Regions from separate parts of the Homo sapiens genome. Here region 2 is linked to region 1. Evidence: chromatin loops called from intact Hi-C (ENCODE). Cell type or tissue: A673. All regions are shown on one strand. Each heading gives the region's core, and the rest is flanking DNA. Links, peaks and the distances in the headings are about the cores only.

The links. A loop is a pair of places that touch in the nucleus more often than their neighbours do. Peaks named below come from ENCODE experiments on the same cell type or tissue, not always from the same donor. Only the 100,000 strongest peaks of a DNase experiment are listed, where the experiment ranks them.
Region 2: a loop joins it to region 1, with 2.5 times the contacts of the local background. A loop is called at or near these places in 11 of 110 quality-filtered maps.

Annotation. Positions count from the first base shown.
Region 1 is chr2:212,157,608-212,163,008 of GRCh38, forward strand. All of the region lies in intron 1 of ERBB4 (erb-b2 receptor tyrosine kinase 4), which reads right to left. Among named protein-coding and RNA genes, the nearest start is that of MIR548F2, 270 kb to the right of the region's middle. In A673, for the core only: no CTCF peak of the experiment used is centred there; a DNase peak (open chromatin) is centred at 1,964.
Region 2 is chr2:212,517,804-212,523,204 of GRCh38, forward strand. The region is part of intron 1 of ERBB4 (erb-b2 receptor tyrosine kinase 4); the gene reads right to left. Among named protein-coding and RNA genes, the nearest start is that of ERBB4, 18 kb to the right of the region's middle. In A673, for the core only: a CTCF peak has its summit at 2,760; a DNase peak (open chromatin) is centred at 2,718.

The DNA of each region.
Region 1 (5,401 bases), core at 65-5,064:
GATGTCTATCTAATATTTCTCATTACAAACTAAAACTATGCTTTAGTAAGTTAAGAATAAGAAGCTTGTTTATGAAGTTTATCAATTGATAAGTCTTATTCAGTAGAATAAATCCACATGTATAGAAACTTTGTTTAGTGCCTGGCACAAAATAGGGCTCAGGAAATATTCGTTTAATGAATGAATGAATACATGACTATCTTCTACTTAAGCCAGAGCTCTTCCTAAGTCTTTGGACTAGTAGGCACTTAGACTGGAGGTAAGAAGACCAGAGGGGAAAGAAGCCTGCTCTTAACAGTCTTGACACTGTTGTCAGTGAAACTAAATACACAAATCTGATTCTGTCACCATGTTGCCTATACAACTGAGATAGGCTCCTCTGAACTACAGGACAAATAGTATAATCCTTGGGATAAATTAATAATAGTGATAATAAAAGTAATATTTGCCGAACACTTACTGAGTCTGGTCCCTGTGCTAAGTGTTTTGCATTTGTCTCACTGAATCCTTTGAACAAATTAGGAAGCAAACAATATTATATCCATTTTGCAGACAAGAAAAGCAAGATTAAGCAACTTGCCCAAAGTCACATGGATAGCAAATGCAAAAATAGAAGTGAACCACAAATGGTCAGATGAGCACACATGCTGAAGCTTTTTACTATATAAATCATGAAACATTTAGTTCCAACCTATCTCACTAGCTACCAACTTGTGAAATGCCCATCTCTTGACCTCACTGTTTCCTAATCCCCAAAGTCCCACCACACTATACTGGAAATACTTAAAATGAACCACGTTCTTATAAGACCTCTGTGAAGTGCACATATTACTTCCTTTACCAAAAGTTCCCTACCCCTTCTCATCTACCCAAAAGTCCCTATCTATCCATCTTTTAATTTCAATATCTTATATCTCCTACTCTGAAGAGATATCTCTGACTCGCTCAAAAAGATAATCTTTTTGGACCTCATTATATTTTGTACCAAATTATTAATGACTTTATTAAGTAATCATGTCTCTCTGGGCCACTCACATCCCCAATAAATAAACAGTGTATTCTCTAAGGAAAGAGACAATGTGCAATTCACTTTTGTGTCCACCACGAGCTAGCCCAAGTCCACAACTCAGCAGAGGCTCATTAAATATCTGTCAATATGAGATGAAGGATGTGTGTTTTGAGGGAGGGTTTGCTTAGGAATGATGATATGACAAGAATAAGAAATGCCTGTCAAAAAGCTAAGAATGTAAGAGAGAGCAAGATATGCAAAGGGTAGATACAATATTATAGCATACAGAGTGGAATGAGAATATTAATGTAGGGGAAAACTAGAGATCAGGACTATATCACTATTTGATCATTAAATAATATTGATAATGTTCTTAATAAAGAGTCTACATGATGAGTAAATCATTGAAATGTGGTCGATATGTTGTTTTTGAGTAGGCAGGTAAGAAGAATGCACCTTGGAAGGTTTTTCATCTTGGAAAGTTTACGAAAGAGTAAAAATCAGTCAATAAGAGAATTAAGTATTTATTCCACAAACACATGGACTTAGAAACACTTTGCTGAGCCACTTGCAGATCCTGATCCTCAGAAACTGTGAGATCATAAGTGTTTGCTGTTTTAAGGTAGTAAACCGTGGTGTGTGTTTTTGTTTTTTTTTTTTTTTTGGATAGAAACAGATAGCTAATACAGACCAGAATCATATATAATTCCGTGACTTTGTTATCTTTCAAGTATTTCCTTATTATTGATGCCTACACTTTCTCAATGTCTAAAATGGACAACTAAATTGCTACTGTGGATTTACTTCTTAACTAAAACAGATTTTACATTCGTATAATGTAGATTTACATATGTATTACTTATACATTTAAAATAATTAGAAGTTCATATATTTTCAACAAAAAGGAACTCATCTAAATGCCAGCCTGGGTTGCATAATGTGGACCTCATGCTGTGGGAGTTGCTGCTTTCCCAAGTTGGGTATGACAGGCTAGTTGCAATTACATAAATGAATTGTTTTCTTTCATCCTCACTGGTGCATTAATGAAAGCCTGCACAATTAAAAAAAAGACCACACTGCTTGAAGAAAGCAAGGCAACCAGTTTAAATTAGTAGATGAAATTAAAATCATTTTACTAGTACTATTTTCCAATCCAGCAATTGCTGACACTGTTCTGAAATGCTACGTACATCCATATTCAAGGATCTTACATACCTAGAGCCAAACTTATCATTAAAAATGTGATAAATGGCTAATATACTTTTCTTAATTACTCTATAAAACTGACAAACTGAAAATGTACACAATATTGGAAAAGGAAAAACATTATTTTTAGGGTTAGTCTAAGTCCAAAAACTTAACTTGGCCTCCTTTCTTTACAACAGGTTTCTCAAGACAAATCCATGGCAAGCCCAAATGCGTTGTCTTCAAACTATTCAGTTTCTCTCCTCTTGTCATTAATCATCCTATTCTCCGGCTAAACCCCTATTCTTGATTTTAGCATAACCCTTTCCTCAGAAGGGTGAATATTTCTTATGAACTTTGGGTTCAACTTACGCAGGTAAGACAAGAACCAATTAGTGTCACAGTAAGCATAAGGAACCCTGGATTGGATGCTTCAGGCTTGTCCCCTTGCTTGCAGGAGCCTGTATGATAGCTGTAAACTCAGAAAGGTAACCACTAAGGAAGAGAGAGGTGGCCAGTGCCTATTTAAAAATAAAAAGTGAAGAAATTATTTATAATCAAGTGGCTCATAATTGTCCCTATACCACACTCACTTTTATTATTTCCTGGTAAAGAGGGTGAACTCTATCCACAAGTCCTCCATAGTTAAATAAAACCTTTTTTTAAAATCTGTATCACACACACAAAAAGTCTTATAAATGTATATCAGTGTGAATGAAAACAATGAAAAATAAAATGGCTGTTTTCTATGTCCCATTGTCTCTATGCCCACATTTTTATGACGCAGTCATGGTGTGGTTACAGTTTAGTATTCTATATGTTCCTCTTAGAAGAAGAGGGATGTGCATCCAATGCCAAATTCTACTGAAAATTCATGTGTCTAGGTCTTAGCGCTTTTCTTTTTTTAGAGAATTTAACTCTTCATGAATTCTGTTAATCAAATTACTTGGCTGGCTATTTCCTACCAAAGCCTAAGGCTCCCTGACACCTGATGATCTCTTCTTAATTGATACTTTCACCTTTGTGAGATATCCGCACAAATGTAGCTCTCACTGAGGGTAGGTTGGGGAAGGGGAAGCGCTTGATCTCAGAAGCCATTATGACTGTGTGTATATTTGAAAGTACAAACTCAAAAGACAGGTAACAAATTGCCAAAGAAGCACTGCAAATGATAACAAAGTAGAGTGAAATAAAATTAGAAAGAAAAATATGCATCACTGAAAAGTGATATGTTTAATATCCCATAAATATTCATAAATATGTCATCTCCACAAGCTTATAATGCTAGAGTTTTAGCATTAAAAGATGGAAGGCTGCTTAAAATAGGAGCACAAATAACAATAACAACTCAAAAAGTCTTTAATCTTCATCAGCCACACAATTGAGATCAGATCAAAATATATCTGTACAGTCTCTTTCACTCATCTATCCTCATATTTAATATTCATTGAGTACAAAGAAGTTTCTATGTAATTTCCTTTATTAATACTTCACTATGAAGTGTCCCCATACTAACATAATTAACTTTACTAGAAATTATTACCACACCCATCTGCCTAAATTTTCAATTATCTTTGCCTCTAGACATGAGTAGCTACCTTGTGAAATGATATCAGGATAATTCCTTCATATTCATAATGCCTCCTTTTCTCCCATAGGTTGATGCAGATATAATGATTAAAATGAAAGAGCAGGAAAAGTTTTCTGCTAAACTCTAAAACCTTTTGTATTAGGAGTTTATGTCTTAAGCCTTTCTACCTCAAAGGCTTCATATTGTTAAAAATCTACAGTTCTTAAAGGATCAACTTCTACTCCTTTTTCATCAACTATCTTTTAGATAAGGAAAAGACAACTTATATTTAAAGTAAATTTTGAATGAAATTATAAGGAAAGTGCTTATTATTTACCATCTGGCAGTACACTAGTCCTTTGAGTTATATGACCATATATAGTATAAGAATTCAAAATACATGAACAAAACCACTACTAAATCTTAACATTTGGTAAGAAGTGTAACGTGGTGATAAAAATATTCTCCTATGAATTGGGACTAATTTTTATCATAACATATATGATCTAAAAATTCCTTATTAATCTTTGCTTCCATTTTTCATCAGTTCATAAATGACAATAAATAGCAAGTGATGGTGAAAATCCAGAGCAAGTAGCACTGTTATATATTGTGAGAATATAAAGTGTTGCAATTACTTTGGGAAATAATAGTCTACTAATTTCACATAAACCCAAATACTACATCTCTTCTATAACCCAGCAATTCTACTTCTTGGTATTTACTCAAGAAAGTGAAACCTATGTACACAAAAGACATATGCAACAATATTCATAGCACATTATAAATAACAGCCTAGGTATAAATCAAAGGGAAAATTAACAAATAAATTATAATATATTCATGCAATGCAATACTACTTAGGAATGAAAAGGAGCAAATTACTCATACATGCACCAACATAGATAAACCTTAAAAACATTATCTTTGAAAAAGTCTTATATACAAGTATATAGTGTATGATTTGAATTCAAATAAAATTCTAGAACAGGCAAAATTAATCTTGGTCCAAAAAATTAAAATAGTGTTTATCTTGAGAAGTGAGGGAGACACACTGGTGAGGGACATGAGGGAACTTTGTAGGTGACATGATGTCTATATCTTGATAAGTATTTGCACTACACAATTGCATGTATTTGATAAAACATAGTGAATATGCACTTAAGATTTGTACAATAAATTGTATATAAATTTTACGTCAAAAGAAAATGCTGTAATCAGATACTGAACTTTATTTAGTAGTATGCAAGCTAATGTATTTCTACATTTCTGATTTCTGCAATTCATGTTTTAATGTACAAAAAATGAAACAGGATAATGGTTAGAGGGCAATAATGAGGAGAAATGTGATAGCACAAGTACAATAAAATGTAATGGTTAAAGCTAAATGATGGATATATTGTTTCAAGTTTGCTCTGTTTAGTAAGTTTCACAATAAAATGCTGGGGTAAATTGCAATCTGATTTACCTTCTAATCTTATGAATTAAGGAATTAATACTTTTGAAATTCAGGTAAACAATTTTATAGTAACAGCAAAGCAGCTCTTAAGTAGTTCTCTTGGTCTTCTCAAAAGATTTCTTTTTGTGTCTTTTGGGTAGCATTTGAGAACAGGAATGCCAAACTTTTTTACTCACAT
Region 2 (5,401 bases), core at 189-5,188, 360 kb after region 1:
GGAATGTGTGGAGTGTTATTTATTTATACAGAAATCTGCCAAATGAGAGGCATCATCTTGCTTTGAGGGGCCTCCTGCTGGCAAAGTGAGCAACCTTGTTATTATAAGAATTAAATGCTGTACACTGTATGAAATAAAACACAAAACAATCCTTCAGAGTAGAGCTGTGCTGATTTTCAACCTGTAAAAATACATTATTCTAATATAGGAAAACTTAGAAAACTCCAAAGTGTTATTAATATCACTTGTTAAGGCCACCTAGTTTTCATTGTTCTCAACTACAAGATACATATTTAATTTATAGTTTCTGATGAAAATGTCAATAGATCTATTTAATTTGACCATAAATCAGTCTAAAACACTATAAGCTAATTGATAAGGAACTGATTTTCTAGATAAGCACAATAAGCACACGTCAGCTTGCAGTTTTCAAGGGACATAGTTTGTACATAGAAAAATAACCTTAGAAAACATAATTCTAATAATTGTCTCTGATCTCAATCATGAGAGTAATTAGTTCTTCCTTCATAAAGCCGTCACTGCAAATTATATTCAAGAATGAATATTATGTCTCAGTTACAAATTATATGATTTAATCTCAAAATTTCCCAAGACCCATTTAAAAACCTTGGGAGATAACTGAACATTTAATAACGTCAGGGTTATTAAATATCCTTCAACATTTGCATACTTGTAAAAACTATATAGCATAGCAAAAGGTACTAACAGAATTGCCATGATGCATGAAACCACTAAGAATCAAATATTTGTGTAAAAATTAACCATTTATGGTACCACAAGCCCCTATTAGAAAAAAATGTGATCTTTTTTTGCGAAGATCAATCTTGACAATCTACTTATACTTAATAATTTCCAAAGAGTTTAGAAAACAGACAGCCCAAGTTGTTAAATGCACTTGTTTAGAGTTAAAATACAGGAACGGGAGGGGAGGAATAAGTACTGTGTTGAGATAATATCTGCTAACACAGTATCTCCATCCAATATCTAACTCCTTCTGGACAAACAGTGATTCCAGGGAGAAAGTAGGGCAGGGAGTAAATGTCAGGTCTGGGGACCTGAATAGTTGCATGTCAGGCAATAATCCTAGAGAAGATTTTTTTCACAGTCCTGAGACTACTCCAAATAGGGATCACAGGCAAAAAGGACAGCTGTTATATCATCTCCCCTGAAAAAATGTTATATGGGACTATTACTAATGCCATCCTGTGTGTACCCAGAATCACAGGCACTGGTGTTCTAATCAAGACTTCTGACTGGGAAAAATGAAAAACTTACAAAACCTAAACTGCGTTTCTACACTCTTTTTCTCAAAGCACAAATAAATCCAGAGAGGCTTACTAGCCTTCTCAGAAATAAGAATGTAGTATAGATCTCAGTCATCCCTGAATTGTTTCTTAAAAGTACAACAAATTCTATTTAATTTGAATGCTTAAAAAAAATCTTAATACCATTAGAAAAGTGAGAGACATGATTCAACTTTGAGTTACAGGTTTTATGTAATATAAATACACTAAAATTTAATCAAGCAATATATACAATTTCCCAATTATCTTCCTGGAAAAATTACAAATCATCATATTCTTTTTCAAGAATGTATTGATGGCTACAGTGGTCTGGGTAATATTAAAGCTACTGCACAAAATGATAAAGGATAAATAAAATGGCTGTTAGTCATGAACACAGGGAGGGGAACATCACACACCAGGGCATATCAGGGGGCGGGGGGCTAGAGGAGGGATAGCATTAGGATAAATACCTAATGTAGATGACTATTCAGCCATTAAGAAAATAATGAAATTGTTTCATTTGGGGCAACCTGGGTGAATCTGTCGGACATTACGTTAAGAGAAATAACTTAGGCACAGAAAGGTAAATACAAGGAGCTAAAAAAATGAGCTCATAATAGTGGAGAGTAGAATTTTGGTTATTGGAGGCTGGGAAGAATAAGGCACAGGGGAATATAGAGAGAGGTTGGTTAAAGAATACAAAATTATAGCTAGATAGGAATAAAGTTCTAGTGTTCTGTAGCAATGCAGAGTAAATATGTTTAGTAATTTATTGTATATTTTCAAAAAGTTAAGAGAAAATTTTGAGTATTCACAATTCAAGAAAATGATAAATGTTTGAGTTGATGGATAGGTTAATTATTCTAATTTAATTATTATACAACATATGCAGGTACTGAAAAATCACTCTGTATCCCATAAATATGGACAATTATTATTTATCAACCAAAAACAAAAGAAACATATATCAGGATACCTTAATTGGAAAAATATAATTTAAACATATTTGTCTTAAAATATGTTGTTAACACTTCTGTCTTCTATTTATGATCAATCATTGGTTAAACAGAATGTCATAATAATGCTAAATAATACAACGGATGGAGGAAAATCAGTTGTATTGATTTTAATTATAGTTTAATACTCCAATTTATTGCTTTGCAGTAAAGTAAAAAGTTGAGTTGAAACTACATGAAAACTTCATCCCAGTCTAGTTCAATGCCTGCATCTAAAACACATTTAAAATGTATAAGGTTATTTGCATGTAAAAATTATTTTATTGGGTTACTATTCTTGCACATAAAAATTTCGGTAATTCAACTACTACATTAAAAGGTTTTTATCTTAAAGGTATAGCTCATGGTTTGTCCCAGAAACTGATGGAAATCTAATCACACATCCCCACTGCCCATATTGTTCTGGAGCACCACCTGTCAGCTGAATAAGATAATGACATGTGGTGGAGCTTGTATACAAAATTTCTACCTATCTCTCAGTCTAAAAAAATAGCTTTCATTGTTAAATTTGTTCTTATCTTTTGCAAAAATGAAGAATTCACAGCATCCTTGAAAAAGTTTCCACATTGGTTGATAGGAGAAATAACTTTTTAGAAATTCTAACCCACGGACTGTAGGGAGTTTGAGGTTGTTGCAAAAAAGCAAGCACTCAACTGTAGAAGAGCAGAAATCGCCCTTGCCATTACTAATATCTTTTTTAAGCATGTACGGTTTTGTGGCACATCAATGTTAATTAGCAAGTGGACACCACTGGCATAGCTCTGTGAAGTTTATGATGTCATGCATAGCCTTTACCTGATTCCTTAATAAATGTGAAAAACTGTAATATAGGGAAAGCACTTAATAATCACAACAATTTACAGATTATCTTCTATGTGACAAATTCTGTCAGTGTTTGTGTATAGATGTGGATGATTCTGCTCTAGCATGCAGAAATTTTTCCAAAAATACATTCAGTCATACATTGTTTTAGTTGTGTCCTATATTGAAGTTTAAATGCCTATAAAATGTAACATAAAAAGTTATCTCATGAATTTGATTAAAAACCATTTTCTCTTGAAGGCACTTTAAAAAACAATAAGGATGAAAGGACAGAGGATTTGAGTTTGCCAGGTAAACATAAATCTTTGGAACAAAACTGTCTCTCTAAGCTCTTTTTTTAATACCAAAACTATAAAAACAGAATATGAAGAAAAAAAGGATTTGAGAAAACTGCCCTTCAGAGAGAGCCAAATTCTTCCTCAAATAGTCTACTTAAAGTTCTCATGACAGTCCATGTGTACAATAATTCTATAAACCATTATTGTATCACCTGTTTATATTCATAGGACACACAAAAGTCAAGTTCAAATTATGAAAAAGAGAAAGTTCATGCTCTTCTCATATTTAACGTTTTCTAACTTTAAATTTATGATGTTTCTATTTTGCCTTTAACTGCCCTAGTTCTCTCCTACTACTACTATAGCATACAAAATATAATTAACATTTATTGGGCACTTACTATGTACCTGATGCTATTTTATATGCATTTACATGCATTTCATTTAACCTTCACAACTATGAGGTTAACATTAATATTCAATTCCCTTTTTAGATGGGATGATTGAAGCTTAAAAAGATTAAGTAATTCACCTATACTCACATGGTGGACTCAAACCTGCACTATTTAAATTCTCAGATTCCTCTATTTTACTCCTTGCAAAGTTTTACTTCGCATGATCAATTCCAAAAAGTTACTGCAATGGTTACTCTATTTGAGTTATTATAAATATAATGAAACCACAATGTTAAGTTAGAAGAGTGGCACCTATTGTTAATATACTTGATCCCATTTCCATATTTGATATATTCACAAATATTCCTGGTTATTTAGAATTATTATGAGTATCAAGCAAAATCACTGTCAATGACCTAAAATACTTAAGAAATTCATCTATGTTGCCAGCATACTTCTTAGGAGTTTTCATTTATCGCCATATATAAAATGTTGATATTTAGACTATGTGAATTTAATAGGAGCCTAGGCATTGCTGATCAGCCACCTGCACAAGTGTGGCCATTTGCAAGTTATTTAATTTCTCCGAGCTTCTGTTTCCTTGTTTGTAAAATAAGGATGGTAGTGTCCATATTGTTAAGGTCAGGTGAGATATTGTATAAGAAGTGCCTAGCACACTTCCTGATACAGTTGGCCTTTAATAAGTACTAGATATTATGATTTCTTGGCTTTTTACCAATGAAGAGTTAATGTGTGATGTACAGAAGTTTATAACAATTAAGATAGGAAAAGCACATTAAATTATGAAAAGCGATAAGTAAAACGTTGAATAGCTTGAGTCGGAGATGCTGTGACATATCCAAGTGGAGATATCGAGCAGGCAGTAGAAACAGGAAGGTTTAGAGCTCTGTATAGGGGTAAGAGCTTAGAATAATCTACGCAGAGGTAAGACAGGGGAGGGCATCTGGACAGTAAGAAAAAGATGAAGAGGACCACAGCCAGACAGAAGCATTGGATAGACTTACTTCTTGTTGAGTGCATTACCTTTATTCATTGCCTCCTTAAAAATAGTAAATTAAAATCTAAGTCTAATATACACCCAATAATAGCCAAATTGATTGTTAGAATATCGCCTCTGTTGAGAAATAGCTGTGTGATTTGTCCAATTACATAACTGAGTCTCATTTTCTTTATCTATGACAGAGGATTAATACCATCTACCACGCAGGTTTAAGGAGGCACCAGACGTAATGCATAAAAGTACCAGCAACGGGCTTGGTGCCTCCTGGCATTAAAGTGGATATAGACTGTAGAAAGTGAGGAGAGGTGGTAGATCAGAAAGCCTAAAACAGAACGTAGGCATCACAGAAATGCAGTCTTCATACAGGGGAACCAAAAATAATGTTAAAAGAATGGCCACAAATGGAAAAAGCAAAACATTTTATTTAGAAGGTTTATAGTGTAGATCCAAAAGTGGTAGTAAAAGAGAAATGTCAAAGGCCTTAAAATATTTCCAAAGCTGACTAATAAAGGTCTACTTTATTTGTAATTACGCCAGGCATGCATATGTACATCTGTCTTTT